Linked DNA regions of Mus musculus: regions 2, 3, 4, 5 and 6 are each linked to region 1. The links are chromatin loops, found by intact Hi-C in ENCODE. Cell type or tissue: gastrocnemius. All regions are shown on one strand. Region 1 overlaps Atp8a2 (ATPase, aminophospholipid transporter-like, class I, type 8A, member 2). Region 2 has its middle 12 kb from the start of Shisa2. Region 3 overlaps Atp8a2 (ATPase, aminophospholipid transporter-like, class I, type 8A, member 2). Region 4 has its middle 7.6 kb from the start of Cdadc1. Region 5 overlaps Atp8a2 (ATPase, aminophospholipid transporter-like, class I, type 8A, member 2). Region 6 overlaps Atp8a2 (ATPase, aminophospholipid transporter-like, class I, type 8A, member 2).

Evidence for each region. Hi-C counts contacts between places; a loop is a spot of excess contacts. Peaks named below come from ENCODE experiments on the same cell type or tissue, not always from the same donor. Only the 100,000 strongest peaks of a DNase experiment are listed, where the experiment ranks them.
Region 2: a loop joins it to region 1, with 8 times the contacts of the local background. A loop is called at or near these places in 32 of 42 quality-filtered maps.
Region 3: it touches region 1 in a loop (5-fold over the local background); 4 of 42 quality-filtered maps call a loop at or near these places.
Region 4: it touches region 1 in a loop (5-fold over the local background); 31 of 42 quality-filtered maps call a loop at or near these places.
Region 5: it touches region 1 in a loop (3-fold over the local background); 3 of 42 quality-filtered maps call a loop at or near these places.
Region 6: a loop joins it to region 1, with 2.7 times the contacts of the local background. A loop is called at or near these places in 2 of 42 quality-filtered maps.

Annotation. Positions count from the first base shown.
Region 1 is chr14:59,940,639-59,945,638 of GRCm38, reverse strand. The region is part of intron 23 of Atp8a2 (ATPase, aminophospholipid transporter-like, class I, type 8A, member 2); the gene reads left to right. Among named protein-coding and RNA genes, the nearest start is that of Atp8a2, 140 kb to the left of the region's middle. In gastrocnemius, a CTCF peak has its summit at 2,221 (motif pointing right); DNase peaks (open chromatin) are centred at 2,205 and 2,569; H3K27ac peaks cover 618 bases.
Region 2 is chr14:59,611,014-59,616,013 of GRCm38, reverse strand. No RefSeq gene overlaps it. Among named protein-coding and RNA genes, the nearest start is that of Shisa2, 12 kb to the left of the region's middle. In gastrocnemius, a CTCF peak has its summit at 2,901 (motif pointing left); a DNase peak (open chromatin) is centred at 2,885.
Region 3 is chr14:60,008,463-60,013,462 of GRCm38, reverse strand. Atp8a2 (ATPase, aminophospholipid transporter-like, class I, type 8A, member 2) reads left to right here. Exons shown (of 36, transcript NM_015803.3): 19 at 1,015-1,084; 20 at 3,576-3,660; 21 at 4,969-5,000. Among named protein-coding and RNA genes, the nearest start is that of Atp8a2, 76 kb to the left of the region's middle. In gastrocnemius, no CTCF peak of the experiment used is centred here; no DNase peak of the experiment used is centred here.
Region 4 is chr14:59,603,041-59,608,040 of GRCm38, reverse strand. No RefSeq gene overlaps it. Among named protein-coding and RNA genes, the nearest start is that of Cdadc1, 7.6 kb to the right of the region's middle. In gastrocnemius, CTCF peaks have their summits at 2,217 (motif pointing left) and 3,829 (motif pointing right); DNase peaks (open chromatin) are centred at 2,194 and 3,849.
Region 5 is chr14:59,724,843-59,729,842 of GRCm38, reverse strand. All of the region lies in intron 32 of Atp8a2 (ATPase, aminophospholipid transporter-like, class I, type 8A, member 2), which reads left to right. Among named protein-coding and RNA genes, the nearest start is that of Shisa2, 100 kb to the right of the region's middle. In gastrocnemius, a CTCF peak has its summit at 2,548 (motif pointing right); a DNase peak (open chromatin) is centred at 2,550; H3K27ac peaks cover 894 bases.
Region 6 is chr14:59,757,056-59,762,055 of GRCm38, reverse strand. The region is part of intron 32 of Atp8a2 (ATPase, aminophospholipid transporter-like, class I, type 8A, member 2); the gene reads left to right. Among named protein-coding and RNA genes, the nearest start is that of Shisa2, 130 kb to the right of the region's middle. In gastrocnemius, a CTCF peak has its summit at 1,948; no DNase peak of the experiment used is centred here; H3K4me3 peaks cover 394 bases; H3K27ac peaks cover 606 bases.

The sequences.
Region 1 (5,000 bases):
TCTAGAGTTGATGACTGGAGAACTTGCCACAGTTAATAGTAGTTATTCTTTCGTTTAATCTTTCTAACACTTTTAATTCTTAGAGCGTAGGGATCGGGTGAACCACAGAATTCTGATCATAAAACACATGTGTGCTGGTCTGCAGTGAATATTCCTTATGTTTCTTGTAGTTAACCTGTGACAGAAAAAGGGGATGCTCTGAAACCAAGGTGGTCACTGTGAAGGGAGTTCAGGAGGGACTGGGCCAAGGTGGTCACTGTTGACTGACACTAGGATGGAATCATTGGTGTTAAGTGCCTTTTTAGTCTGATGGTTTATATACAGAGAATGTGGATCGAAACATTAGATTGTTGACTGTAGGTTTAAAAGTGTAGAAATGACAGGGATCTGGGGATTAGGACGGTTTTCAATATCCGTGAAACTCAGAGGGGTCGGACAGGGAAGCCAAAGTGAGAGAAAATTGGTTACAAAACACATTTTTAAAAACAAGATAGGAAGCGTTAAAGAGGGCAGAAGTGGAAGCGGCTTTATGCCTGAGCCTCTTATACATGAACATACCAACTGTGTAGCTTTTGTGGGCCGAAATGTTTGTGTTCCATGGAAGACAGAACTTTGTAAATGGAGTTGTTGCAGGCTCTGGCCCGGAATGAGGCTTTAATCAAATGGCTGGTGACTTTATCACGGGAAGAAGAGACACTGAGGACGATTGCCAAGGTTGCCACATGATGACAGGCAGGGATTGATGCTGGCTGAAGCTGCACATGTGCCAATGATCACGCAAAGTGGGAAGGAGGCTCTAGAAGCAGTGGCTTTCAGTGGTTCTCACCCAGTGGGCCATGGCCTCTTGGTGAGGGATGGATGGAAAGACCCTGTCATGGGGGTCTCTTAAGACCATTGGAAAATAGATGTTTACCTTACAATTCACAACAGTAGCAAAATTACAGTCATGAAGTAGCAACAAAAATAATTTTATGGTTGGGGGGGTCACCACAACATGAGGACTGTTTTAAAGGGTTGCAGCCATTAGGAAGGTTGAGAACCACAACCCTAGAGGAATCACAGCTACAATGATGCCTTGAATCCCACATTAACATTAAGATCTATGAGGGAATAACTCTCTCTTGCTCCAAGCCACTTAGTCTGTAGCATTTGGTTATGGCATCCCTGGCTTAAAAATCAAAAAACACAAACAAAAAACAAAACAAAGCTTACCTGTGGCACAAGGCAAGAGGAAGTAAAAGCCATGGGGAACATGGTCTGACTCATCAACAACATGGGAGTTCAGAGATTGGTGTGAAAAGGCTGAGGGAAGGAGGCAGGGGCAGAGCTCGGGACCTCAGACTTCTCCAAAGTCTCTTCATCCCGGTCGCATTGAATGAGTCCCAGCCCGCTCTGCACTTGCCGCGAAGGTGCCGTCTGCTTTCATAGTTTGGTGCACATCGGTGAAGCATAGCTGTCCGTTCCTGGCATTTGAGTTTAGAGGATGCTTCGTCTGGGCATTTGTTTGTTTCGGGAAGAAAGCGAAAGAGTCTAAGTGGGGCTGAGTGTTTCCTGATGAAGCAATCTAAGGGACTCCCACTCTCTGCCTCAACAATTCCCACTGCAGAAAAATCAAGTAAACAGCCCCCTCAGAACATCCCTCTGAAGGAAGGAAGCAAGTAGTATTGAAGTGACTGCTTCACAAGAAATCTGGGAATCCAAGACTGCCTTTCTGGAGAGAAGAGCCATTGATTGCTGGGGAACTATGTGTGGAGGGAGGAAAATGACAAAGAACAAGAAAGAGAAAGACAAAGACAAAGAGCAGAAAACGAAAAGGAATCTGTGTCTAATAATCCAGGCGTGACAGTACTGAAGATTTAGGGTAGCCCAGGGCTACTCACCATGGCTCATCCCCTTTCTCTCCCAGAACTTCGGACACTGTGTTATGAAAGTGAGTGTCATTTGTTATCCTGAGAGCCTGCACTCGAAAATGAATTTAGGGTGGATTTCAAGAGCGGTTTTTCTCATACCGAGAACAGAATTACGTCTTTGCATGCTCCCTCCCCCGGTCTCTAAGCTTTCTAAGCTTACAGTTCTTCCAGAGATCGGCAGGCACATATTGCAGGTGACAGCTTGGACTGTATATCCTGCAGGCTCTATCCCTGCAGAGCCAGGGCAGTAGCCTTCTCCCTTCAGTTCTTGCTAAAAGATAAAATAAAGTCAGCCAGCAGGGGCCGCTCTGTGCACCCATTGGTGTGAGGTGCAGGAACAGTGGCTTGCTGCTGGTGGAGCCTGTGTGAACATGTGGACTGGTTTGTTTCCACCTTCAGAGGAAGCATTTGTGTCTTCTCTTTGTACCTCCCTGAGGAGACACCTACGAAAACAGCAAACAGCTCCCTGAAAACTCCTTCAAAACTTTATTTGCCCAAGAAGTGTGAAAATGGTGACCTTAGATATTAAGAGAAAAACCCAAACCTCTGTGGCTTGTTCCGTGTGTGTGTGTGTGTGTGTGTGTGTGTGTGTGTGTGTGCATGTATAACTTCTAAATGAAGGGGAAGTAGACGAAGACCTCAGGCTGGCTGCCTTTGGAACTGACAGGGATAGGTCCCCACTGAGTGGCAGTGTTGGAATGTGATCCTGGCCCCAGAGAACAGTCTGGTCTTGGGCCAATGTGTGGAAGAATTAAAAAAAAAAAAAAAAAAAAAAAAAAAGAGGCAGAATGGTTGTGTATCGGTTTCAGTGCATGGCTAGCTGGAGAAAAGCAAAATTAATGACTATTGCTTTTTTTAAAAGGAGATTATTTCCTCATTAGTAGGAGCTGTGTGAGAGAGAAAGGAGAGAGGGGGAGGAGGAAGAAAGGGAAGGGGAGAGAGAGGAAGGAGAGGGGAAGGGGAGAGGAAAAAAGGAGAGAGGGGGAATGGGAGGGGAGGGGGAGAGGAGAGGAGAGGAGAGGAGAGGAGAGGAGAGGAGAGGAGAGAAGAGAAGAGAAGAGAAGAGAAGAGAAGAGAAGAGAAGAGAAGAGAAGAGAAGAGAAGAGAAGAGAAGAGAAGAGAAGAGAGAGGAGAGAGGAGGGAAAGGAGAGAGGGGGCTGGTTTGGCTCCCTCTGTGGGCTTTATGATCAACTGGACTCTTCCAACCCCTCTGCAAACTTTCTCATTTCTGGATAATGCTAAGCAAGGAATGAGATCCTCTTCCACGCCTGTGCTGGGAGCCCAGGCATCTTCCAGAGGAGAGGCTGCAGCAGCCCTGCACACTCTGCCAATTGCTTTTATTAGTCATGTTGCTGCTCTGACTGGCCGCTGTCTGTCAGGAACACTGGAGTCATTCCCCCCACCTTCTATTTGCCTCCCAGTGTTCTCTTGCTGGTGACACATTGCTGGCACTTGAGTGGGATTTTCTGTTCCCTTCCTTCAGAAAGCTGCTGACATTGAATGTGTCAGGCCCAGTGACAGAGTCACAGCTTGAGACCTTGAACTTCTTGAACTCTGAACTAAGCTGTGGTCGTCTTTCCCTGATGGACCTGCCCCAAGAACTCACACATGTGGCATATTAAGGCATCCTTCCTTAGGCCAGTTATTTAGGACTCGTTATGAAGCAGGGCAACCTTGGGGTTGCAGCTCATGAATGGCTGTGGGGAAAGCCAGAAAGTCCCCTTATACTGATTCCATGGCTAGTTGGAACTTTCTTCTATGCCTTCCAGCCTTTGGTTTTCAAGGAGAAATTTTCCATGCAATTAGAGATTCTGTGGTCATTTGCCTTACAAGGTTGAAAATATGTTTAAAAAATGATTTTTATGAACAAGTAAATGTGAAATGGACTCTAAAAATTTCATTTGATAGAACACAGAATAAAGGGCCATAGAGGAAAATGATTTGGTAGCTTGCTGTTGTAAGTATTTCATATGTATATAAGCACACACTTGCGTCACAGTATTCTGCTAATGGTGCATAGGATGAGATGGATGAGCAGATAATTTAAAAGGAAGAGGGCTGTATTAGCCTATTAATCTCTGGCATGAGGCTGAAGCATTCAAGATGGAGTTCTGGCTGAGTGGCTTGCTGTGGTCCCCATGTCAGCTGACTCTCTGGACAGCTATTGATTTTCTTGGTTGTATGTGCCATAGACATACAAAGTCTCCAATGCTTGGCTTGGTAGTTAGAGGGCCACAGCTCTGCTGGGTTTCATGTGCATGTATGTGTGTGCACACACATCTGTGGGCTTACTCATCGTTTCAAGCTGTGCAACTGTGGTTTGCTCATCAGTAGAGCCGTGACATGAAGACTGGTAGATAAAGAGTTCCCACCTCAGCGGAGCTGCCTAGTGCCATTAATCTCCTCTAGCCCAGACAGGAGAGGGAGCAAATGCGGATTGCAGATGGCAGCTTCTGTGGACATGTGTTGAAATGTTCAGAATTCTGAGAGAATGTGACCTGTCCCATCCTTTCCTTTGTCCCTGATCATGTCTGGCTTTGTGTCTGATTGAGGACCAGCAGGTCATACTTAGCCTGGTCTGTTCAGATGGCGCCAGGTGAGGCAGGTGGTCTGCAAGCAAGTTCATGCTCTTTAATGTCTCGGCCACACCCTTATTTCTTGCCTGGTGTACTGGCTCATTTGCTGTGGACTATGCCAAGTGCCATGGTTCTTCTCCAAGACAAAACAGAACTTTTAGTAGGTTTATACCCGCTTTTGTTTCTCCAACTGTCTCACAGTGATTTAAAACAGCAAAGTGTTTCAAAGGCTTGAGAGGCCCAAAAGCCCTCTGCTCAGGACATCATTAACTCATTGGCCTTGAGGCTGAGGAGTCAATATTAATGACTGAGTTCAGCAGACCGGGTAGGCTGTGCACTGTGAGTTTGCTGTGTGGGACACCTGAGTACTGGAGACTTTGTGCCACCATGCTCTGACTCTCTGGAAACGTGTTCTGAGGTCTCCCCTATTGCCTAAATGTGGCTGAATTACCATGGGCTTTGGAACAGACTGAAAAGTACCTTCCTTTCACACATGTGGCTCTTTCAATGGAAA
Region 2 (5,000 bases), 330 kb after region 1:
ATTAAGATATATATTGTAAATATACATATCTTTGATATAAAGAGGTTTATGATATATGATATATCTTTAGTTATTTTATTCCCGGAAGTGGGTCAATTTATGCTAGAAAATATGAGGTGACAAAGAAAACATGGGGTGGGGGCGATGGAAACCAGCAAGAGATAGACTGAGATGATTATCATTGTGCACAGAGAAACTCATGAACGTGCCATGAAGACGTCGTCTGGAAGTGCAGCTCAGTGAGTGGAGAGCTTATCTACTGTGTGAGATTTGGTCCCCAGCCTGTATAGCAAAACCAAACTAAACAAGCCTCACCTTGCTGGTGCCGAGTGAACACAAGGTGTAATTACTGCAGTTGATAGGACCAGACTAGTTACATGCTCAAGATTTCTCACTGGTATCCCACCAATAAATCTATTACAAGAATGTTTAGGTAAATTAGTAAATATGACTCATTTATGCCTAGGACACTGAGCCAGCTTGCAAACTTTCTCAAGCAAGCAAACATTTTATACTTGATAAGCTATGACCTCTGTCACATACATCCAGTGGTATTTGAGTGGAAGTTTTGGCAATGCATGCATGTTTTATTACTATTTTTGGTTCACACTTGGAATAATAATAATAATAAAAGAATAGAAACTCCGAGAATAATGGGCAAGTGTTTTATCCGTGAGGATCGACATAGCCATTTGGTGCTTCTCATGGCAGGCAGGCAGGCAGGCAGGGAGAAGGAAAGTAGCCTCCTGTCAGTGTTAGTTTACCTGTAGACATCGTGGAATTATATCACACATTCAAAAGTCATCCACAGTCACTTTCCGACATAGGCAATTTACATTTATAGACTGGGTCAAGCAAATTGTACAGTTTAAGTGAGCATTGAATGAGGAGAACATAAATATGTTGGGGGCCAATAAATGGTCATATTTATGGACTGCAGTAAAACCTCTGTCTTTCTCTACTTGGAGAATTCAGCCGTGCAGGCTGAATTGCATACAGTGGTCATGATATTTAGTACTGAAACTGCAGGAAAGAAAACACTGAAACTGAACGTCTAAATGCCTTGTTGCCAGTTTAGATGCACTTGAGTGCTCGATCCTGAATGGGAGCACGGGCACAGAGGTACTAAGCACAAAACACATCAATAATATAAAGCAAAACAAACCCAGAGAGCAAACCACTGCCCAGCTAAGCATTTCCAGAATGCAAGCTTAACTGAATTTTTGAGAAAATACTATCTACCAGGCAATGGTGGCACACTCCCTTAATCCCAGCTCCTCATCTAGATAGTGAGCTTCAAGAGAGCCAGGGCTACACAGAGAAACCCTGTCTTGAAAAAAAAACAGAGAGAGAGAGAGAAGGAGAAAGAGAGAAGCAGAGACAGACAGAGATGCAGAGAGATACACAGAGACAGAGTGAGACACAGAGATACAGAGAGAGACAAACAGACATACAGAGACAGAGAGAAAATCTATGTGCAGCTTGATAGAAAGAGAAATCAGGCTTTAGAATAATTTTTTACAAGTGAGTAACCAGTTCCACAGGACAGAATTCCATTCTGTTTTATTCACTGCATCAGGTCCTGGCTGTAGACCTGGAAGTGAAACAGAAGATCTGACCTTGAATTGCTATAAAATCTAAATGTAAGCTGGATGTGGTGGTGTGCACCTGTAGTCCCAGCTACTCGGGAGGTTGAGTGTAACAGGAAGATTGCTTGAGCTCGGGAGTTAAGAGCCCAGCCTGGGCTGGAGAGATGGCTCAGTGGTTAAGAGCACGGACTGCTCTTCCAAAGGTCCTAAGTTCAAATCCCAGCAACCACATGGTGGCTCACAACCATCTGTAATGAGATCTGACTCCCTCTTCTAGGGTGTCTGAAGTCAGTTACAGTGTACTTATATATAATAATAAGTAAATCTTATTAAAAAAAAAAAAAGAGGCCAGCCTGGGCTAACATGGTAAGACTATCTCAAATGCAAAGCAAAGGCCAATCAGAATGCTTGGTTAGTTTCTGCCCCTCCCACTCAGGACATCTGAGCTCTAGTCACAGGGCAGAGTACAGAGGCAGGCTGACATCCCAGCCGTGTCACATCCTCTTCAGCTTTCCATAGTCTGTAAGAGAGCACCGTCTCTCTATGGAGATAAATACAGCATTCATTGCCGTGTTTTAAATCAGAAAAGACTCTGGGACTCTTGCGATAAAGAAAACTTGCATTCAGATAATCCGTGCTCACCAACGTTCTTGACTCCTTCCTCGATGCTAACTACAGATCAACTCCAGATCTCTGTTGAGAATTATGCTCCCTGTTTCCTGCCCCTCAGGAAGTGGGTCCAAGAGGTCTGACTTTACCAAATAACAAATTCATGCTGGGTCCGACTGACCAAAGCAAATGAGGAATTTTTTTTTCCTTTCTTACACATAATTTCAAACTTAAGAAAAAGTTGCAATAATACGAAGAACGAATACAAAAGTCTCCTGACTGCCCCACTTCCAGTTCACCAACTGATGGTACCATTCACAACTGTCTGGGTCCTGTTCACACTGTGACTCATAGAAACGGTTTAGCCCTGCCCCTTCTGATTCGTAAACCCTGTCATTTAGACTAAGGAGCCAGCATTACTGGTTGCACGTGTTTGACAGGCTGGAACCAAAGCCCGTTCTTCAGTCTCAGTTGCTGATTTATGCTTTTTCTCTGTTTTCAACAAATTATTAAATCTAAATCATATGCTGTTAAAACACGGCTTTGGTAGCCTATTCCAAGTGCTAAATTGAAGAATAAAATTCCAGGTCTTTCAGAACAGGGAAAAATATATGAAAGTCATAAAAAAAAAAAAAAAAAAAAAAAGAGCTCCAGATTTCCCACTCTGGGCTCTTGCGCGCCCTCTCCTGGCTGAAAACAATACCTGACACTGTTGAGCACAGCAATTGCTACAGTCAACAGTGCAAGTCTCCGTGGCACATACAACCCATTTAAACAAATAAGAGCCCGAGAAGCGACCAGAGAGTAAGAGGAGAGGCTGCCGCTGTATTGCTCTCCTCTGTGCTCTTTTGTGGGAATAATCTTCTCCACCTGACTTCAGGCCAGGTGGTCGGTCACGTGTTAGGATCAGAACACATGCACGTTGGGTACGAGACAAGGAGAACCTGATTCTCGTGATTTACTTTAAATCCTAAGTCAACTTTCTCCAAACGGGATCTAGGCTCTTTAAAGGAAAGAACTTACTCCAATATATTTCATAGAGATGTTATCAATGCATCATCTATAGAGTGCACATTTTCTTGTTGGGTGAATTCAGTATGATGAATGGTTTATATGGGATTCATGCTAAATAAATAGATTTTTAGCTGTTCTTGCAAGCAGATAGGCAAAATGACTAATTATGTAAAGTAAATACAATTTGTTCACTATAGTAACCTATGAACTGAATGTATGCATCTTTTAGCATCAAAGTTTATGCCTTAAATATGCATAATACTTAAAAAAATGTAGCCAAGAAGAGAGGAAGAGTCATCAGTGTATCTACTTTTATTTAGCATGAAGAACCTTGCTGGTTATGTATAATCCAAAATACAAATATTATAGTAATAATAAGAAACAATGGCAGGAGGATTCTGTGGTGGTTTGACTGAGATGCTGCGATAGTCTCAGACATTTGAACACTTGGTCCCTAGCGAATGGTGCTGTTTGAGAGGTTTAGGAAGTGTGACCTTGTTGAAGGAAGTGTGTCCCAGTAGCTGGGCTTTGAGAAGTTAAAGGCTCTTGTCATTTCAAATTTGCTCTCTCTGCTTCCTGCTAGTTGTTCAGGATGTGAGCCTTCAGCTTCCTGCCTACCATGCCTTTGCTCTACCATCATGGACTCTGACCCTCTGGGACTATAAGCCCAAATAAACCCTTATCTATAAGTAGTCTGGCTTGTGGTTTTTATCACAGCAACAGAAAAGTATCGAATACAGATCCTAAATTTGAGGGCAGCCTGAGATATGTAGTATATATACTACTGTCTCGGAACTAAGCTTTTTGAACCCAAACTTAATCACATAGCTCTAAAATTGTCACTTTTTAGTTTGCTACTAAAATATACTTGCAGAAATACGATGCTTATTTAAAATTCTAATATTCCAGATCCAGCATGGCCTATAATGATTATCTACTTTCTATTCAACTCAATACTTATTCGCTTCATTTTTAATCACCATCCTAAATATTTCTCTCAATTCCAGCAGTGGAGAACAAGGCCTTTGGGAAACTGCTGTGGGTTAAATAGCATCATAGCACGCATGTGCAAGAGGTGTGGCAATCTCTGTGGTGCTGATGCTGTGGTGCTGAGGGTGTGCACACAGTGAAAGATGGTGGTTCTGAACAGCTGGAGCAGCAAGGCACCAAGGTAACCTTTCTAATTACACTCAGCTCTAATCCCCAGACACTGGGATCTTTTGATTTTTGCACAGTTACCTCCTACATTTACACTCGGCTCTGCCTACCCAAGAACCCCAGGGGTAAGCAACAATCTACTATTATAACTAGTCCTGACCAAGGCAGAAGTGGCCAAAAAAGGGGAGGCGGTTATCAGCCACTTATCAAAGGCCTGATGTGGACTGCACATCTACATCCACTGACTTTTATCCCATCAAACGCCACAGTGGAGCTTAAGGATACCAGGGCTCCATTCTGTTTGGGTTGAATGTTGAGACCTTGCTGTTTATCTTTAGCCTCAGCTTTGGCAGTGGATGGAATGATATTTTTGTTATTTCTGAGTGTGTGTATGATTGACGTGTCCTCTGCTTGCATGAGTTTGCACTGTAGCTAATTCCATAACATCAGAAATAAAATGTTTGGATTTGTTAACCTTTAAGTACAGCATTAAGTTTCAAATAAAGACAAGCGTTCGGCATGAAGTTCAGAGTCAAAGTTCTCCTTTATGTCTATAGTAGTTGAGATCAGATGAAACATGAGTTCATATTTATTATCACAAGACTCTGATTGGCATCAAAGTCATTAATT
Region 3 (5,000 bases), 68 kb before region 1:
AAGGGATGCGCTGAAAACAGGGCACTGTAGATGGAAACACAAGGGTCTAGTTTTTAAAGGGATGGGTGAGGAGGAGTGAGAAGAAACGCCAGTTTCGGTTACAGGTTCTGATTCTTTTTAATGGATGCATCATTTTGCTGATGCCATTGCCTTCTGTAAGATTTCCTTGGAGTAACTGTGGTCATCTGCTTTGGACATTAAGAAACAGAAACAGCTTAGGTGATATTGCTAAGGACACCCAACCTCTAGAAGCTGAGAGAGGATGAAGGCTCCACCCGGAGCATGCTGTGGGTCAGACTGGCTGCAGGTGGGGGATACATTGCAGTAGGAAGAAGTGTGGGCAAAGCAACAGAGCGAACTGCTGGGGAGGAGAATATAGGTCATGTGTGCTTGAGCAGTGTGGTCCATGAGAGGGTCCGTGGGAATTGGGTCAACACTGGGGGTGGGTTAGGAAAAGAGGATGGACCTCAGGCAGCAGAAGTCACTGATTCTCAGCATGTGGGCTTGACCCTGATAACAAGTGGGTAAGAAAGAGTCTGTGCAGCAGTGGGGGAGAGGGTGTGGCTGGTGCTGGATGGGACAGGTCTAGGAATTGGTAATCTTCTTCACTAATTAAAAGAAACTGTACAAGGACCTTTGAGGTGTGTTGGGTCTCCCACCTTGTTGTTTGCAAGGGATGGCTCTGGTTACCGGAATGGTTACTGAAAGGGTTGACTGATTCAGTGTGCAACAGCACATGGGCAAATGTTCCTTTTCTGGCCCACTTGCAAACAGCCATGCAATGAGTCCTTACGGTGGGACAAGGCATACAGGCATCTGTCCATTTGGTAGAGATGGGTAAACTCTACTGTTGAAGCTTTACTTTGAAGAAAAAGCGATTGAGAAATGGACCTTGACATTTCTAGGCTGCATATGTTTTGACTTGTTATTAGACCTGGTCCTATAAGGCAAACAATGATGACCTTCCCTTCTTGTTTCTTCTTGTCTTTCTTTTTCTCTTCTATACTATTACAGTGACAGGAAAAGAATGTCTGTCATTGTCCGACTGCCATCAGGACAACTTCGACTCTACTGCAAGGGAGCCGTAAGTATCAGAGGTGCGGGGGCTCAGCCGACCCCTTGGAGGCTGCTTTGCCAATGCATTGCTTTCCAAACTGCTACTCACATATCCCTCATGGTCTGCCCAGAGCTGAAAGACAGTCCTAGCAAGCCACTAGGAACACAGGTTCAAGGTGAATTAGATAAGAGTGGGCAGTGACACAGAGTGACAAAGAGTGAGCTTTGGACACAGAATCCTTGGTGTAGCGATCTGGTTTTGCCACCATTGTCTGGTGTCTGTAAAGGTGATGGCACCCTAGTGATCTGTGATCATCCGTCTGTCCTCTGTGTTGCTGGTTCCCCAGCGGCTATTCTTCCTATAGAGACAAAGGTCATATTCACAAGTAGACTTATATGGCCAGTGTCCTAAGCCTGGCTTTTTCTCCAATATCTCTAATAATAAGCAGACTCCAAAGGTGTTATTGCTAAGGAAAGCTATTGCTGCTTATGGGTTATACAGTTGTAAAATTGTATCCCATTGTGTGGTGGCTCTGTGGGATGAAGGGACTAATTCTCAAACTTAATTTGAGACTACGCCAGGAGTAAGGTACTGAACCTGGATCGGTTCTGGTGAGTGGCAGAGTTTTCTCATCTCCATCGTCATGGTTACCTTAAATTATGATTGGGGCTTTTTGATGATAAACATTGTATGTCGCTTTTAAAGGAATTCCATTTGGCCCAACAAAAAGAATTCTACTTTTATGATAAGGCAGCTTTAGGCCTTATCATAAAGGCCACCGAGGTCATAGTGTCACAGAGCGACCTTGTTTGTAGGCTCTGTTGGTGTGTTGTGTGTTGTAGCTGCAGCAGCTGGAAGAGGAAGGCTTTGGAAGCAGGAGAGTGTAGGCAGGGAAACGCTGCTGGTGCCCACCGAGTTCTGTCCCAGCCTGCCCTCCTCCAACAAGATAGTTTAGTTTTTAAGAAAAGTGTCTTGAGATGCAGCTTTACATAGTGGGGTACCAGGAGCATACATGCACCCATTCCGGCTTGCCAGTGTGAGTGACAGGCTGTGCCAAACTGGGTGCTTCTCATCAAATGTGAGTCAAAACAAAAGCTCCAGGCCTGTGGTCACTTTGGTTGTGGGAACTTCCATATTGGAGGTTGTATCTGGATAACTTAGGGTATGCGGTTTATTCTTTTTACTTCTGCATAAAAATGTTACAGTGTGAGCATACTAATTTATAAAACAACAACAAATTAGCTGGGTATGGTGGCTCACATCTATAATTCCAGCACTTGGGAGGCAGAGGCAACAGATTTCCGTGGGCTCCAGTGAGATCCTGCCTCAAACAAATAACAGACAAATAACCAACAACTAAATCCATCAACAAACAAAAATTCCAAATCAGGGCTGATAAGATGACTCGGCAGCCAGGATGCTGCCAAGTCTGACCACATTGACTCAACCCTTAGGTGTATATGGTGGAAGGACAGAACTGACTCCTGCAGGCTGTCCTCTGGCCCCACGCTCTCTTGCTGTGACACATCACATTTTACACACACGCACGTGTGCACACATACACACACACACAATCAATAAATTAAGAATCCAAAACTTTCTCTTTTTTCCATATTTTTTATTGGGTATTTATTTCAATTACATTTCCAATGCTATCCCAAAAGTCCCCCACACGCTCCCCCACCCACTCCCCTATCCACCCACTCCCACTTCTTGGCCCTGGAGTTCCCCTGTACTGAGGCATATAAAGTTTGCACGACCAATGGGCCTCTCTTTCCACTGATGGCTGACTAGGCCATCTTCTGATTCATATGCAGCTAGAGACATGATCTCCAGGGGGGGGGGGTACTGGTTAGTTCATATTGTTGTTCCACCTATAGGGTTGCAGATCCCTTCAGCTCCTTGAGTACTTTCTCTAGCTCCTCCATTGGGAGCCCTGTGATCCATCAACTTTCTAAGCACTGCCATGGTACAGCATAAAGTTCGCAGCTGACCTCCTAGTGTGAGTCCCAGTCTAAATGTAGCCATGGGAAAGATAGAAAGTTACTTTCAGGCAGTGCGAACAGGTAGACAGGACGCATGAAATGTTTAGATTGAGCCCCGTCTCTGAGATACCACATCATAGGTATACACACCAACTCCAAAATCTTAAAATACCCCAAATCTGAAGCAGTTCCATGGGTGCTCAGCCTGTGCAAAGCCCAGGGTCTGAGTTTTGTAGATGTGTGTGCAAAGGTGGACACTCTAACTGCTTTGATCACGTCTCTGCTCTCAGAATCTTCCCCCCATTGTTGTTCCTTTTTTATTTTTATTTTTTAGATACATAGCAACTTTTGGTATTGCTATGTGCATCTTACAGAGCTCATGTTTGGCCCAACTGACAGCTCCACTCTGCCCAAGTCAAGTATTTTCCTGTTCATTACATAGACCCGAAAGAGAGCCTTGTTTATTTAGCGTGCCTGCTGGCAGACGTCCTCTGGGCTTTGCCAGTCTCAGTGGATGTCTCTCCCTTTCATAGGATAACGTCATCTTTGAAAGACTCTCAAAGGACTCAAAGTACATGGAGGAGACGCTATGCCATCTGGAATATTTTGCCACAGAAGGTGAGTGAAATTTTGAGATGCTGCCTTGGATCCTGCCGGTGAGATGTCGTGTGCCCGTGGCTGCTGCTCGGGTGGGAGGCGAGCCTTCGGACAGAGGCGTGCGTCTCATAGGACTGACTTGCGTACCCAGACTGGTTTTACAGCTGCTTTCCTTTGTCCCCTCCCACAGCCCGTGACAGTGAGGAAGGAAATGGCAGAGTCCAAACTCAGTTGCCTGTGTTAGACTCTGCCATGTCATAGGTGTCTCTAAAACAGAAGGCAGCCAACCCACAACAATTAGAGTCACAGTTGTCCCTTTCCCCAGATACTCTAGGGGTCATTTCGATGACCTCGTGCTATCACTTGTCCAGGACTTAAGCAGATACCAATCCCCCTGTTCACAGTGAGCAGGGAAGGAACTCTCTGGAAGCCTTTGGATCACGGTGATGTCATCTTTTCCTGGTAGTGAATGTGATGACGAGTGTGTAAGTGCTGACTGCTGCTCTCTCACGGTGGTATGCTTCCGTGTCTAGACACACATGCACGCATGTGAGGGCATGGCTGCCTGAGAGCCAGGCTCTTCCATAACACAACACAATAGGCACTTTATTGATGTCCTGAAATGTGCTCCCTGGCTCCTTCGCTTTCCGACCGCCTGTGGTCCACGCACACATGAGCCACACAGATTCTGTACCTCTCTGCAGTGGGGAATTTACTCGTGGGATCTCATGCACTCCTACATTTACGGGAAGGGCAGTTTGTGTTAGTTTATATGGAGGCATGGGGGAGAGTGTGAGATACTCTTCTCAATGCTACAGCAAGGCACTTGGCGAAGGCTTCCCGAGAAAGAGGGGGTTTATTTTGTCTGGGAGATTGAGGGCACAGTCTATCAATGGTGGGGAGGCATGGTGACAGGAGATGGGGACAGCTTGTTCGAGTTGCAGCTTGGGAAACAGAGTGAGGTGAAGGCTGACTCACACATCTCTCTGCTTCTTATTCAGGGTGGGACATAGGACATAGCCCTTGGAGAGGGGCCACTTATAGTCTGAATGGGCATTCCCACCTGGACCTAGAAACACCCTCCGAGACATGCCCAGATATCGTTTTACTAGACGACTCTACAGCTTATCAAGCTAGCAATCACTATTAACAATTGCAGTAGGCAACTTAAAAGTTTCCCTTTGTCGCTCTGTGAATGTTAAGTTACAGGAACCCAAGAAGCAGGTGGCCTCTTTAATTTTTGAACACACGGACACAAAAGAAGCTGTGTGATAGTGATGTCCCTTAGCCGATGGTGTGCCCCACCACTGACCCGTGACTGTCTTGCAGGCCTGCGGACTCTGTGCGTGGCCTACGCAGAC
Region 4 (5,000 bases), 340 kb after region 1:
GTACAAGAGAGCAGCATCTTCATGGGCGCTTCAGGACCACCAGCAACAAGAGCAGATGCCAGGTCTCACTCTAAACGCCCTCCATCAGATCCCTGCAGCCAGGGTTTGGCAATCTGGTGCAGGAGAGGGTGGTTGTTTGAGGACAGAGGGTTGACTGATGCTGGTGATGGAAGCCAGGACCTCTGCATGTTAAGCACATATTCCATACCCCCTCCACTGAGCACTACAGCCTCAGCCCCAGCAATGTGTTCTCCCCTCCCCCTCCTCCTCCCCCTCCTCCTCCCCCTTCCCCTCCCCTCTCCCTCTCCCCCTCTCCCTCTCTTCCCTCTCCCTCTCTCCCTCTCTCCCTCTCTCCCTCTCCCCCTTTCCCTCCCTCTCCCCCTCTCCCTCCTCCTCCCCCTCCCTGCACCCTCTGGCCTGGAACTCACTATGTTGGTCAGGCTACCTTCATCTCAAACCTATCCTCTTACCTCAGCTTCCCTAGCACCGAGCTTACAGTGTGAGCCGCCACAGCCAGCTGTGGTGTGTTTTAACCCTTTCTGGATTATGGTGCTTCCCCAGCTTGGGATGGGGTAGGAGAAAGCTTGCCTGCTTTATCCATGTGCAAGCTAGGTTTGGGTTTCTGACCAAAAAGGCTCTTGTAGAAGCTCTTAAGGTCAGGTTTCCTTGTTCCTGGATCAGTTTGTCCAAAGTGACATTGTGGGTTGAGGAGCAGCAAAGCCTGAGAAAAGCAGCCAGCCTCTGAGCTCGGCCTGCCTGCAGCCATCTTGTCACCACCACGGGCTGTGAGGCAGAACCTCTACTTCCTTCAGAACTGTGGTTGCCCTGATGAGGTCAGAGTGCTTGCCCTGTGCAAAATAGCTCCCAGCAAAGAGCTTCGCCTCCAGTTGTGAAATTGATTAGTGGCTTTAAAATCCCTGAAGAGTGCCCACCAGCAATTGTACTATTTTAAAACTGGATAGGAAAAGTGTGTGTGTGTGTGTGTGTGTGTGTGTGTGTGTGTGTGTGTGTGTGTAGTTTTACCCCAACCTTAAGGAGTAACACACACAGGGAAGAAATATGCAAAGGACCATGATATCATCTTACTTTCTATGTTAGATTATTTTGTTGTTGTTCAAATAGGCTGAGCTTTAGAAAGTTCATTGCTATAAACTTCTGTCAATATCAAGAAATGTAATCTGGCATGTGTTTGTGAGATGGTAGAGGCTGGAGATGAAACCTGCCTTGCAGCCTCTGGGGAAACAAGCCCTTTGCTAGCTCCTTGGCTTGGGTGAGCATCCTCTCACATTCTGGAACAGTCTGAGAGATACTGGATGAACTCGGAAGTGCAGAATGCACTGTTTAATCCTCTTATGTTTAACTCTCCATAAGAATGAATTTTAAAGATCCAGGTAAAACCTGCCCGTCATCACTGCCCAAGGACACCATGCCATCAGAAAGATGCAGCTCAGGCTCACACTACTAGTGTGCTCATAGATTTATTTATCCAGCGGTTACTTGTTGAGCTAGACATGGTGCTGGTTACCGTGGGGATGTAGGGACATTGGCCTATAGGAAGGAACACGTGGAGATTTAAATGTGATGTGGTAAGCAGGTAGGATGCAAACCCCTTTCCTCCATCTCAGGGTCACAGCCAGGGTCAAGCCTATAAGGAAAGACAGGAGAAAGAAAAGAAAAGAAAGGAAGAGAAGAGAAGAGAAGAGAAGAGAAGAGAGAGAGAAAGGAAGGAAGAAGAAAAAAGAGAGAGAGAGAGAGAGAAGCAAAGCACAACAAATAACCCTCAGCAAAGAGTATAAGAAGTGAGAACCTTCAGAGTGCACTGACCCAGAAGTGCACTCAGTCCCATACTTAGATCAGATAGTGAGTAGACCACCCTGCAGGGGTGTGGCTAGACGGGCATATCAGTTAATGGCCAGGGGCTGAGTGGGGCCCATTCCTCTGCTGATTCTTCAAGTCCTCTGCCAGGCTTTCCTTCCTCTGATATCATGGAAATGTGAACATCTCTGGAATTGCTTACAGCCAATGCAGAACCAATGAGATATTTACATAATGCAAGAGAACTGTCAAGATCCACCACGGAAGGGACCTACCCTAGGGCAACATAGGGACGTTACAGGCGGGAGGGCCTTAAGCACAGCATTAGGAACAAGTGTGCACACCTCACTGCATCAGCAAGACTAGCTAGAAACAAAGCCTCTGCTGCCCCCTGGTGTCTACATCCTGACCTGAGTGTTTCAAAGTCTGAATAATTTGATTTTTAAAAATTCCTATAATTTTCTTTAACCCAAAGCACTTACCACCACTGTTAATGCATTTAATTCCCCATCATTATCGTGAAGGACTCTGTTGGTGATATTATAATTCAGATATCTAAGTGTAGAGCTGGCATTTGCTGGTGGCGTGTCACTAAACTGATGATAGCTGTAAAATGATCCTAATTGAGGAGCTAAGAGGGGCTAAAGAACATGACCATGGTGCAGCTGATTGGACGTGTGACGTCATCTTCTGACATAGTTATTGAGAAGGAGCAGGGGTAAGCAATGAGTATCCATAAAGAGCCATAGACGTCAGAAAACCCACAGCAGAGATAAACAAAGAGACCACAGCCAGGAGAGAAAACACTGGAAACCTGAGAGCGGTTACTATATGGGAAGCCTAAATGCAGGGTAGACAATAAGAGGAAGAGAAGTGTGAAGAGAGGATGTCTGTGGTTGCCACACTTTAGTTCAGATCTAAGACACACAGTGGGACTTACATGCCTCAGCATATTTCCTGAAAGAAAAATCTTATTTCAGAGAAGTAATTGATCTGTCCAAACAACTGGTGACAAGTGACTTTTATACCTCTACACTAACCTGATACGTGAGACGCTTCTGGAATTTGGTAGTTTTTTTAAAAAATTAGCTAAACTCTAAAGACCGTGAAAAATGTAAAAGTGGACAGCAGATTTAGGGGGAAATATGTTCTTGGATGAATATAGATTTTGGTGGGAAGGGGAAATAGAACACATGGTATAATGAATTTGTTTGCTCATGCTGCATTGAAAGACAAATTGCCACATCCTCAAGTCCTGAGCCAGAGCCCTGCTATGGTGGCTGGTGCATTACATATCAGCAAATGCTTGTTTTGTACTAACTAGTCAATAACTCTCTCTCACGAGAGTCTCTGGTCAGCCAACTGCTTATGCCTGGAGAGTTCATTCAGAGTTCTGTAAGAGTTCTCTGTGGTCCAACTCTCCTACTGTTCCTTCCCCACAACAAAAGGCATTTCCAGCATTTCCTGGGTCTACATTTTTCTCCAAAGAATTATCATCAAAGATCACCAGGCTCTGTTTCAGAGAGCAACCTACTGTGTGCTCAAAACCGTTGCAAGGTTTAAGGGCTCACAGCATCTTACTTGTCAAGCTACCGTAAGGTAATTCAATTATATCCAAGGAAGAAGACAACTTCTCTTTATTGAGCACTGTCTTGTTTTACCTTACATGAATCCGACACTTGGGAATAGTAAACATTTCAGGCCTACACTTCTTGTTCAATGTTCTTTGGCTCCAAGGAGATTTTATCGTCTGGTGGTGCTGGGAATAGAGCCAGTGGCCTTGAGAGTGCTAAGCAAGCATTCTGCTTCTGAGATACATTCCTGGCCCAGGGAGTATTTTCAAAATGCATGTGCCTCTGCCCTTGTGTCAGAGGGTAATGACAAACAGTTAGGCTTGTATTCCCCAAGAATCAAAAGTGTGTGAACTATGCCTAGCTCTTAAGCTACATTAGGGGACTAAACCAAGGATTCATTTCTGGGCTTCTGGGAACAAAAAACAATCACTGTAGTCTCAGCACCAGTAGAGGGCAGCATGCCCTATACCAACCTAATTCACAAACTTCACTTCTGTGACCCAATGTCTTACTCAGTCCTGAAGTGTTCAGGGTCAAGCGCTCGCTCACATTAGCAGGTAAGAACTGCAAACAGTTATACCCCTAATAGAGCACTGACTTCTCATAGAGGATCACCCTAGATGGTACAATTTTTAAAAATTCACTTTGCAGGTAATTTTATAAGCTAAGTTTCTGAGAAACACATTTGCACAACATGGTTATCTATGCATGAAGTTGAGCTGTCACATTTTAAATCACACCCAATTTGTGGTCTTCTAAATACATGGGAATCTGTGATGGACTAAAGTGTCCTGAAAGTGTCATGCCTGTGATGGAGATTTTGCAGCCTGACCTACAGAAACCTGTGCTTGTGGGAGGCTGAATGTTGTAGACCTGGAGCCTGGGCTATCTCCGGCTATCATTGATTCCCTCAATAGACATTTGTTACCCATCTTAGTCAAAAGACACAACATCCTTCTGATTTTCAGGTAAAAACGTTGGAATGTATTACGTAGACACTATCTTCCACTAGCCTGAAAGTTAAGAATGTCATGACACAGTGTCTAAAACCTACAGCAGACATCCCCTGCTTTGCTATAACCTGCCTACCTGATGACCCACCCCAAAATTCAGCAAATGATTTTGATTTATGTCGTTCTTTTAATCTGTGATCGTGTAATACAAATTCATGTAATCACTTCTAAAGTGGAATATGTCATGAGTCCCAGTCTGCATTGCTGGGAGAGATAGCCACTCATATACGGCACAGAATCAGCCTTATACTCCCTTTGGAAGCACCTGGCTTTGTCTACAAGCAAGAACTACCAGTTTACCCATTCTTGGTTCTGTGTTAGAAACAACTGAGCATGCTCCATTTGAATCATTAAAACACCTGGTGGGTTATATGCGCTGAGAGATACACGGGCACATACACACACATACATGCACGCGCACACGCACTCACTCACCCACGAAGGCATACATATACACAATTTGGCTAGTACATGTCAGAATTACCTGGAGAGCTGCTTGATAGATCCAGGTTTGGAGCATGAAGGAGATGAGTCCAAGCGTACTGTATCAGACACGTGTCTAGTGGAAAAGGCTCACTAGTACGCACAGAGCTGCTGC
Region 5 (5,000 bases), 220 kb after region 1:
TAAATACAGGCGAGGAAATGGGGACTTTGCTCTCAGAAATACTAACAGTGTGACAGGGGACAGAGAGATGATAGTGCGGTACTTTTCACACAACTCATCTTCAAAGTGCCTTTGAACCAGCCCTCCCCCCCCCCCCCACTCTGCTCTGGCTGGGCTCCTCTGCACCCTTCACAGGGGCAGAACACAACTAAAAGAGAAGATTGGCTCACTGTCCCAGCCCTCCAGCCTTCCTTTCTGAGAGGTCTTCTTTCCCTGAGAGGGGAAGTGTTCAGGGAGAAAGGTTGTAGCCACACTGGCACTTGGGCTGAGCATCTGGCTGGATGTGCATTCATAGGGCTGCATCCCTGTGTATGACTCAACCCTCTGCTTATTTCCCCTGTGTCATGCAGTGCCAGAGGTAACATCACTTGTCTCTATGGTTACTGTAAAATGTACAACCAGCATTGGAGACATGCTACCCAACAAAGACAGAGGAGACCTTAGAGAGACCTTTGCTTTTATGAGAGGAAATTAAACCTAAGAAATGTGACAGAGTGCTCTGTGGCCACCATAACTCCACAATAACATGCCTAAGCCAGCCCCCAGTTTATCCAGCTCTAGAAACTGTTTTAAACGTGAATAATGGACAGCCGTCTCTTATCATTACTATGTTTGTGAATTAATTGCTTCTTCTCTTTCTGACCATCCCTGGTTACCGGTAATTTGTCTACACTGATATTTTGTAATGTATTTCTTTTTAAACTTTTGTATGTTTGGTGTATATATGTTTATGTGTACCATAGTGCACATGTGGATATCATATGACAACCTTGGGTGTCAGTCCTCTCTTCCTCCCCCATGTTTAAGACTCTCTTCTTCGTTGCTGGGTGCCCTGGCAGAACAAGATAGTATGGGGTAGTGTGAGCTGGGTACTGGCACAGGTATACTGCTCATGTGAACAGTGTACATAATAATAAACAACAAGAGACACCGTCTGAAACATGAAAGGTGAGGACTGACACCCGTGCCTGCTCTTTGACCTCATGTGTGCTGTGTCAGGTGTGCCCCGATAGCTACCTTGCAGACTCTCAGGGATTTTCCTGTTCTCTGCATCCCATCTTACTATAGGAGCAGTGGGTGACAGATGTGTGCTGTTGTGTGTGACTCGTGGCTCCTTATGCTTGTGTGGCAAGTGCTTTGTCACCCACTGAGCCGTGTCTACCACCCTCTGTACTTCCTATATTAGATTACCCTAGGACAAAGTCTTAAGTCATATATTGGACACTTGGCGAGTTCAGTGCTTGGGATGCATATTTCCTTCCCTTTTGTTTATTTGTTTGTTTTGTCCTGAGCATCTATGTCTTTCCTATCCATTCAGTTGTTCTCACACCCAAATCCTTTAATCTCACTTTTCCCCCTTAATACAAGAAAGGATTCATAGGGACTGACCTAACCACTCTCCCCTGGTGTAACCTCCCTTGGTAGATAGAGCCCTAGAAACTCTGAACTTGTCTTCTGGTCTTCTCTCCTGGTCCAGAGTGATGGCACATCTGTCCTGGCTGTTGCCATGGATACAGTTAAGCATAATGATGCTATTGTAGTTTCCTTTTCTTTCAATTTTATGCCCCCCACCATAGTGACTCTATAGGGCTCAGGCTGAATAGTTTACTGGTAGAATATGTGCCTAGCATATACATGGCCCTGGGTTCAGTTCCCAGTACTGAGAGCACCACAAGACAAATAGCTAAAAAAGAAAGACCTCCTAAGTCTGCAATGGACCAGTTCAACTTACAGATCAGATAACCGAGTTCCCAGTTGATAACTAGATGACTGAGGACTAGTTGAAGACAAATATGTCAGCAGCTGTTTTATGCTGGTTATATCTACTCACACAGTAACCCTGAAGTGTCTTTTTCTTACAGCCAGTGCTTTTTGAAGAAACAGAGTGAGAACTTTACGTCAAGGTCACATAACTGATGAGATGCAAAAAGCTGGTTGACTGTAGGACCTGGCCACTATACCATGTGACTAGTTAGACTAGACTAGATTGCTCTTGGTAATGTGTTATAATACGCAGAATCAACTGGTAGTGATCGTAATTATAATTCATATAAATATAGTTTCATAAATAAACACTAATGCAGACTTAAACAATTTTCTAGAAAATTCTATCATGAGGTTTAAAAAGAACAGAGTTGTCACTGTGCTAATAATACTTCAAGAAAGATATCTTTCTGTTTCCCCATTAAATAAAAAATACTTTCTTTACATATTGCTTAAAGTAACAGATATAAACATACAAGGGAAAAAAACTTTTAATTCTAAACTTTCATAATACTAGAAAATACATTTTTGTCTTTGAATATTCTAAGCCCCAAAAGGCTGTTGTCTGCAAAGAGAGAAGATGAGCGTAAATAAGAGATTTTTTTTCATTTGAAGAGAATGATTATCTTCAGAGGGACATGTGCTTTTAAATCAGTGGGGATATCTTTTATGAAGTGGAGGTTCTGGCCAAACTCATAAATAAACTGGAAGTGTGTGCCAGGTTAGCAGCTGGTCAGAAGGCAGGGACAGCAGAGGGAGCATCCCCAGAGCCCTGGAGTAGAAACCAGATATTTCAGGATGCTGAAGACAGGAGATGTCCCTAGGGGAACATCAGTTCCTGAAATAGGATAGGAGGGAGCAGGATTTGCAACAGGAAACACGCAGGCCAAAATGCTATCATCGGAGATTACACAGCAAATGCTTCTTGATATTTGAGAGTCTAGTCATGTGGTTGTTCTTCTCTATTTTGTCCCGCCGAGAGCCAGGTCTGTAGCATGTCAGGGGAAAGGCCAAGGTGCATCAGTGCAAAATGTATCTCCTACCCAGGCACCTAAAAGCTCCTGGTCCAGAAGACCCACTTGGAAGGTAAGGAACAGAAGGTCACATGCTAAAAGAGGACAGTAACTTACCTTAAGGAAAAATGATGGCACGTGCACACATTTATGCTTCTCCCACACACGTGCACACAGTCAGGCTGACATGAGAACATGATTAGGGGTTCATTTGATTGGTAGTTATCTCCCATCCCTCTCAGCAGACCATCCAAAGCTGTACTAAATTCTTAAATGTTGATCAGGACCCTGTATCTGGGTCTCATAAATGAATATGGGGAACACACACAAAGGTGCCTCTGCAGTGCCCTTGCATGTTGCATCCTATGGACGCAGCCTTGGTGTTGAATGCAAACCATGTGTACCTTGAACTGTGTGAGCTATCTCACCAAACAATGTCAACAAATGCTACCTCGAACACCTAGGTTCAACTTCGAGAATATTCTATTTATGAATTATGACATACATTTGAAGTTTTCTGCTCTGGTAAAAACATAATGGTGTAATTACCAAAAACAAATAATAAAACAAAACAAAAACCAAAGTCCTTTAGTGTTTTTCTACCATTATTCCTTAGCATCAAAGTATCATATTGTGTCTGGTTTATCATGTGATAGACAAGCAAGCGCATCCAGCATACAAATTCACCATTGTCTCTAGTAAATGGTAAATTTATACATACTACAAAGAATTTTTCAAATGAGCTTTTATGACTTATCATTGGTAAATGTTTGACTTTCATATCCATTTTATATACCTGCATGTTTGGGGTCACATAAACATTTCTCAGGCACAAAGGTATCCCAAGAAGAAAGAATTTCAGAAGGCCTCCTCTCAACAAGTGCCTTAGCATTTCATTTAGCTTTGTTTGGATCCCACTTGGAACATGATTATTGTTCCAGAGGACAGGTTACTGTATGATTCCCTGTGACTACTTTAAATTGATGTTCCATTATAATCTTAAGAAGGAATTGCTTTTTAATTGTATAAGCCTTATTTTTTTTAAAACTTGCAAATTAAAAGCATCAGACACCAACAATAAGGAGACCCAATAAATGAATTACTGAAGTCAACTGCTGCCTTTGCAGACACCCAGGAGAAGGTTAACAGTAGGAAAGGGTCTAAGTGTTCACCCTGGCAAGTCTGCTGACATGCACGATTGCCATGGGAGAGTTAATAACATTTAATGAATCAGAAAGCAGAAGACTGTCTGATCACAGATCATTTCAGAACACTAAATCCTGTCTGGAAGGATGAAGCGCACATTTAAAGGATGTGGTTATCATTCCATTGTAAAATGATCTGTGTTCCTTTCACTGAAAGGCTCAGGTGAGCTTTAGGAAGATGCAGGTGAGAGGAGAGTGGTTCCTGTTGGCCTGGGAGAGGCACAGTCAGGGTCTTAGCCAAGACACTTGGCGTATGGCAAGAGGCCTGTCCTCCTCTTGTCTTCAGGTTGACTCTAAACCTGCAGCTGAGGGGTGGGAGGTGGGGGCTGCGCGTCTCTCAAGAGTGAACTGTGGAATTGGGAGCTGTGATGTTTCAGGGCCTCTAATTCCTGCTAGATATAAAATTTACATTTGGTTAATTGCATTATATCTTATATACATGCATACACACACACACTCAAGAAACACAATTATCCTTCAGTGTCTGTAGGGCATACCCTGGAGATTACTTACAACATCTAATATGGTGTAAAGATCCTACATGTCATTCTTATGCCCTATAGATCATCATATGCCATATAAGTTATGACAGAAAAAAATTGGTATGCATTCAGTACAGAGAAAACTGATTAAGTAATATTGTTCATTCATAGTCAGCTGAATCTATGGACAAAGAACACATGAACAGAGGGGCAGCTATAAGTCTAATGTCATTCATTTGTGTGTGTGTGTGTGTGTTTGTGTGTGTGTGTGTGTGAATAACATATATTCTCATATATGTATATATGTTTATGAGACATAGAGAAAGGGCAGAAATACCTCCAAGTGTATTCATAAAGGTGGGCACTTCATGACGCTGTGCCCTTAGGACATCTTGATCCTTGATGATGGCCTTTGAGTGAGCCTAAGGGCTCAGAGCTTTGGCCCTGATGACAGCAGTCCTAAAGTAGCATCCCCACACTTAGTGTGTTCTCAGCAA
Region 6 (5,000 bases), 180 kb after region 1:
CTGAATTAAAATAATATGGGGTAATTTCATGTCAATCCTACATGCGAATGGCTTCCTGGTCCCTCAGACCCTAAACACCCCCAAAGCAAAGCTTCTGCTTCTCCTTATATTCCTCTCTGCTCGGCACCATCCTCCCCCATCGTACTTGCTTAAGGCCCTTAGCTACCTTTCCCCTTCTCCCCTACCACCCTCATCGGAGCAGCCTGAGCTGCCTTTTGCTAGAGTGTTCATAGCAATGCTCTTTCCACCGCACACGGGTATCTATAGGGAGTGTCAAAGAAGAAGCAGTTGAGTTTGTGTTTGCTACCAAGGACAGTGACTGCTGTGACATCTGAGCCTGGACTTGGGATACTGCATTCTGTGTGGTTTGTTTCCACAAAAGTGTATCTGAAAACTGAAACTCACACCAGCATTTCTCCTATGAGAAATTCTTCATTGTGGTGGTACCAAGTAGGGGTTACTAAAAGACAGCCAGATGTTCAGCTAGTCTGACTTGGGGATTCACCTAAACAGGCTAAAACTTCATTAGCCATCACAGTCAAAATCCTTAAGTGTAGGAAAACACTAACAAGCCTCACCAAAATGGCTTTGATCTAAAAAACAGAAAAAGGAAACAAAGAATATATATATCCACCCAAATAACATCTGAAAAGGCTAAATGGAGAACCAGGTTAAGAAAGCTGGAGGGAGTCAGCTGGGGTAATAAATACAACTATAATCCCAGAGCTCAGGAAACTGAGGCAAGAGGGGTTAGAAATTTCAGGGCAGCCTGGGCTTCATAGTAAAACCCTGTCACAAAATTAAAAGGAAGTGGTAAGTAGCTTCCAGAGAAAGAGAGAGAGAGACCAAGGCCTGTGGCCTGGGATGCCCATGGGGCAGAGGGATGCAGATAACAAGATAATCCAAAAGTCAAATTTAACTATGTATATAACAATTCATAACCTGTCAGTGTCTAAAGCAATTTGAAATCATCTTTATTTTTGCTCCAAGGAAATCCAATAGCTAGTCTATAGTACTGGCTCTTGACAAACTTGCTTTTCATAAACTGGCCAAATATCCCATCATATCAAAACATGTATCATGTATTCCCCCAAGATGCTTTTAGGCCAGGAACAACCAAAGAGGAAGTGGGGGGGGGGGGAAGGTGCTCAACACTCTCTCATCATATTGATGGAAATAGTGGCACCTTCAATTTGAGCAAATAAATTACTAGCACTACGGGAAGTTCCCGATCCATCATCCTTGCAGGGAGGCCTTTCTGGGGGCTGGAGGATGGCAGATACATTTGGTGTTGGCTGCATGGTTTAGGTTCTTTCTAGAACATGTTTAGGTCCACTCCTATTCATCTGCTGTAAGACTCTGCAGTGAGGAAATGGGCCCCTGAGGTTCCCTTTCTGTTTCTCGGAGTTTCTGCTAAGGACAAAGTAATCACCTATCTTTCCCTGCCCCAAACGATCCAGCAGAACTTAATCTTTCCAACAGAAGCAGCCAACTTTCCCAGCAAAGGAATCTGCAGCTTTTGTGGTTTGGGTAAAAAGGTGGTTCGTTTTACTGGGACCTTGATGAAATATGTTTTATGATAAATTCAATCTTTCCTCAAAAAAAAAAAAAATCCCCAAATCTACTTCTCTGGTCAGAATGCAACATGAAAGCAGTTTCTATTAAAGCAGCCAACGGCTGACTCTGTGTGGACCTAGGCAAACAGTCTTGGGTCCAAGGTTAGGAATTTTATTGCTGGAGGTACTACGTGTGTCTGTACTCTGGAAGAGCAAAGTCCAACACACTGGCGGCGGGTTTCCCTTTTAACTCACTTTTCCTTTGGTTATTTTAGAAGGAATTTTCCCCCCTTCCCCTTTCTAATCCCTTTCTACACTTGGTAGAATGTGGACGGAAGGGTTGCTGCCAGGAACAAGTAGCAGAGGAATAGTGTGTCAATACCCAGGACAACCGCTGGCTTCGTCACACAGACTGCAGACGGGGTTACTTGAGCCCTGAACCTGGCATAGCACACAGGAAATTCCTCGTTGGTCTGCCCAGGGCAATAAACAGACCTCCTGCATCTAACCACATCCACACTGAAGTTTCTCATGTGGGGTTACTTTAGCTTTCTGTGTAAAAGTTAAGGGTCCCAGCATTGCCGTTCCGCGCTCCCTGTAGCCCCTCAGCTTTGGAATTTGTGTTTAGGAGTGGATGTGGCTTGTGGTTTGGCGTTTCTCTGTTCTATAGGCCGTCAATAAAGGTAGATGGGGGGTAAACACATCACCTGTAGGGAGGGGGAGAGATGCTGATGATGTTCATTTGGTCTTCTAGACCATGGGTTCCTCTCCCACCCACTACAGATTAGGAATTGTCGGAGTAAGGAAGCAGTTCCAGCTGTGACTACACACTGCTTCTCCCCCGTTGTTCTACCCTAAGCAATTCAGCGCAGCATATATTTACGTATTCAGCACAGCATATATTTACGTAGCATCTGTGTTCCATTAGGAACTTGAAGTCACCTACACTGACCTGAATAAACCAAAGGATGCGGGTGGGTTCCGTGGAAATCACATGGCCTACTTTCTGAGCAGCACAGCCTGCCTGAGCCCGCTTCAGGAAGGCCACCAGGGAAAGTGTGAGGAGCAGAGAAGGAAAGAGTGAGCGGGGAAGGACATCACATGTCTGAGTCAAATTATGCTCATTAATTGAATTTGCGTCAGGAATGTGTGTAAATAAACGCTGGCAGCTGCAGAGCTGTGTGTCCTGCAGGGTGCAGGCGGGACACAGGACCAGAGGACAGGGGAGCCTGATGCTTCTGCGGATGCTGCTGCCCACCATGGGATGGTATTATCATTATCGCATTAGGGGGCTTCAAGTGCAGAGCCACTTCCTGAGCCAAGTGGAAGCAGAGAGGCCGCCCTTGTGCCCATAAAATCTTCATTATTTGAAGAGATTAAGCTTCCATGACAGCCCTTTCCTCTGGGAGGAGGGGAATCACCACAGATCTGAGTTCCTGGGTTAATGAACATAGGACAGTGCCTTGTCGTCCCCAACCTGGCACCATTTCCAGACAGACAACCTGTTCACAGCCATGCTCCCAGGCATAAATTCAGGAGAAAATAGGCTGAGAACATTAACTTCTGTCAGGGGAGGACAAGCTCAGAGTGTCTTGAGACTGAAACATTCAGATAGGTTTGATTTGGGGCAGTTCTCGTTCACAGACTGTTTTGGGGAGTTGCCGATCATCACCAACTAACATTTAAGAATCTCCATGTAGCATCCCGAGAAAAGACACTTGCTTGACCCTTAGAAGATGGCTCTTGCCATCCGGAGACTTTCAGATGTTCCGCAAATACTGTTTACAGTAAAGATTTAACTGTTTCCCAACTTAATTAGCCATAGATCCTTTGTACCTACACACTGATGGAGTGGCAAATGGAAAGAGTCAGCTGCGTCTTTTAAGTAGTCTGGAATTTCTTTGTGCCTGGGAGTGGGGGTCACCAGGATGATGATAATGATGATGATGGGGGGGGGGGCAATGATGGCTGCAGTGGTGGCTAGCCAAAGGTACATTTACTGTGTGCTTCATATATTTAATCTGCACCATAATTTCTATTCCATATAAGAAATTATATTGTGGAAATTAAGGCATATGTTCACGGTCATGAAACCTGGAGAGGAGTTGGGATTTGCCTTCTGACACGTTTCAGGACCCTAACAACAGGCAGCAATCCCCAGCAATATCTCCTCTTTGGGGCACTACAGTTATGCCCGCCCACTCCACTTGCCTCACCCCTCCCGTGCACCAGTGCCAACAGCATCGTTTCATTATGGAAAACTGATTTAACAAATATCACTGTGTTCACTACAGGATGGCATAGTAAGGGATTATAGATGAGGCCAAGCAGAGATGAACCCCACTCGGTGAGCAGCAAGTTACCCCTCCCAAGTTCCGGCAGGCCATTTTCTCCATCTCTGTGAACTGCACTGGTGCTGCGCCTTTCCTATGTGTAGTGGAAGACTGGTGCTTGTCATGTGGCTGCCTCCCAGCATCTTCAGAAGGCTTGAAAACCATCCTCTGTGGGTGTCTCCAGGCAGGACTAAAGAAATGCCAGCACTGTGGGCTTCTGAACACCATGGAAGGCAGAGCAGCACCAAGCCCTGGTGCTCTGGCCTTCTTTAGTAGACGTACCGCTTGTGGTTTAGGAGAGCACACACAAGGCCTAGCTGAGGACAATGGGAAGCAGAGTGAGGTCCCCTCCTGGGTGCAGGACATAGAACCCGTAGCCCTGTAGACATTAGATACCTACCTCTCCACCTAGTCACAGCCCCAGCCCGTGTCAGGCTAGCTTCTAGGTCCTTTTTCCCATTTTACACAGGTTTCTCTCTTTGTAAGAAGGGGAGACCCTGGGTCCATGGGATGAGACTGCGGCTCTTTCTGGAGCATCCACCCAGCCTGTGCTCAATCATGGTCTCTTGTGAGGACACCCTGGAAGAATGGTTAGTGAAAGGGCACAGACCTTTCGCTCTTGCCTTGCACAAGAGTCTACCCTTAGGAGGGCTGGTGGCCTTCAGTAGCCAGTAGAAGCAGAAGTTGGATCCAACTCTGCCTTCTCCATCAGAGTGACAGCTGAAGGAGTTCATTTTGCCCTCTCAGAAGTGGTGTGTGTGTGTGTGTGTGTGTGTGTGTGTGTGTGTGAGAGAGAGAGATTACCTTGTGTATATAGATGCATATGCATGAGGAGTCCAAGGTTAAGTGTCTTCTCAATTGTTCTCCACCAATTTTAAGACATGACATTTCACCAAACATGGCACTTACTGGTTCAACTAGGCTGGCTCGTCAGCCAGCTCCAAGAAGCCTCCTCTTGCAGTGTCCCAGCATTGGGAATACAGCTACTCATTATTGTTCTGGGCTTTTTCTCTAATCTATGACCGCTCTCCTCTCTTGATTTACCTCTTTTGTCTTCTGCTTTCTGTCTGCCCCTGTCATTCTCTCCTATCCTCCCATGCACAGAGACTGA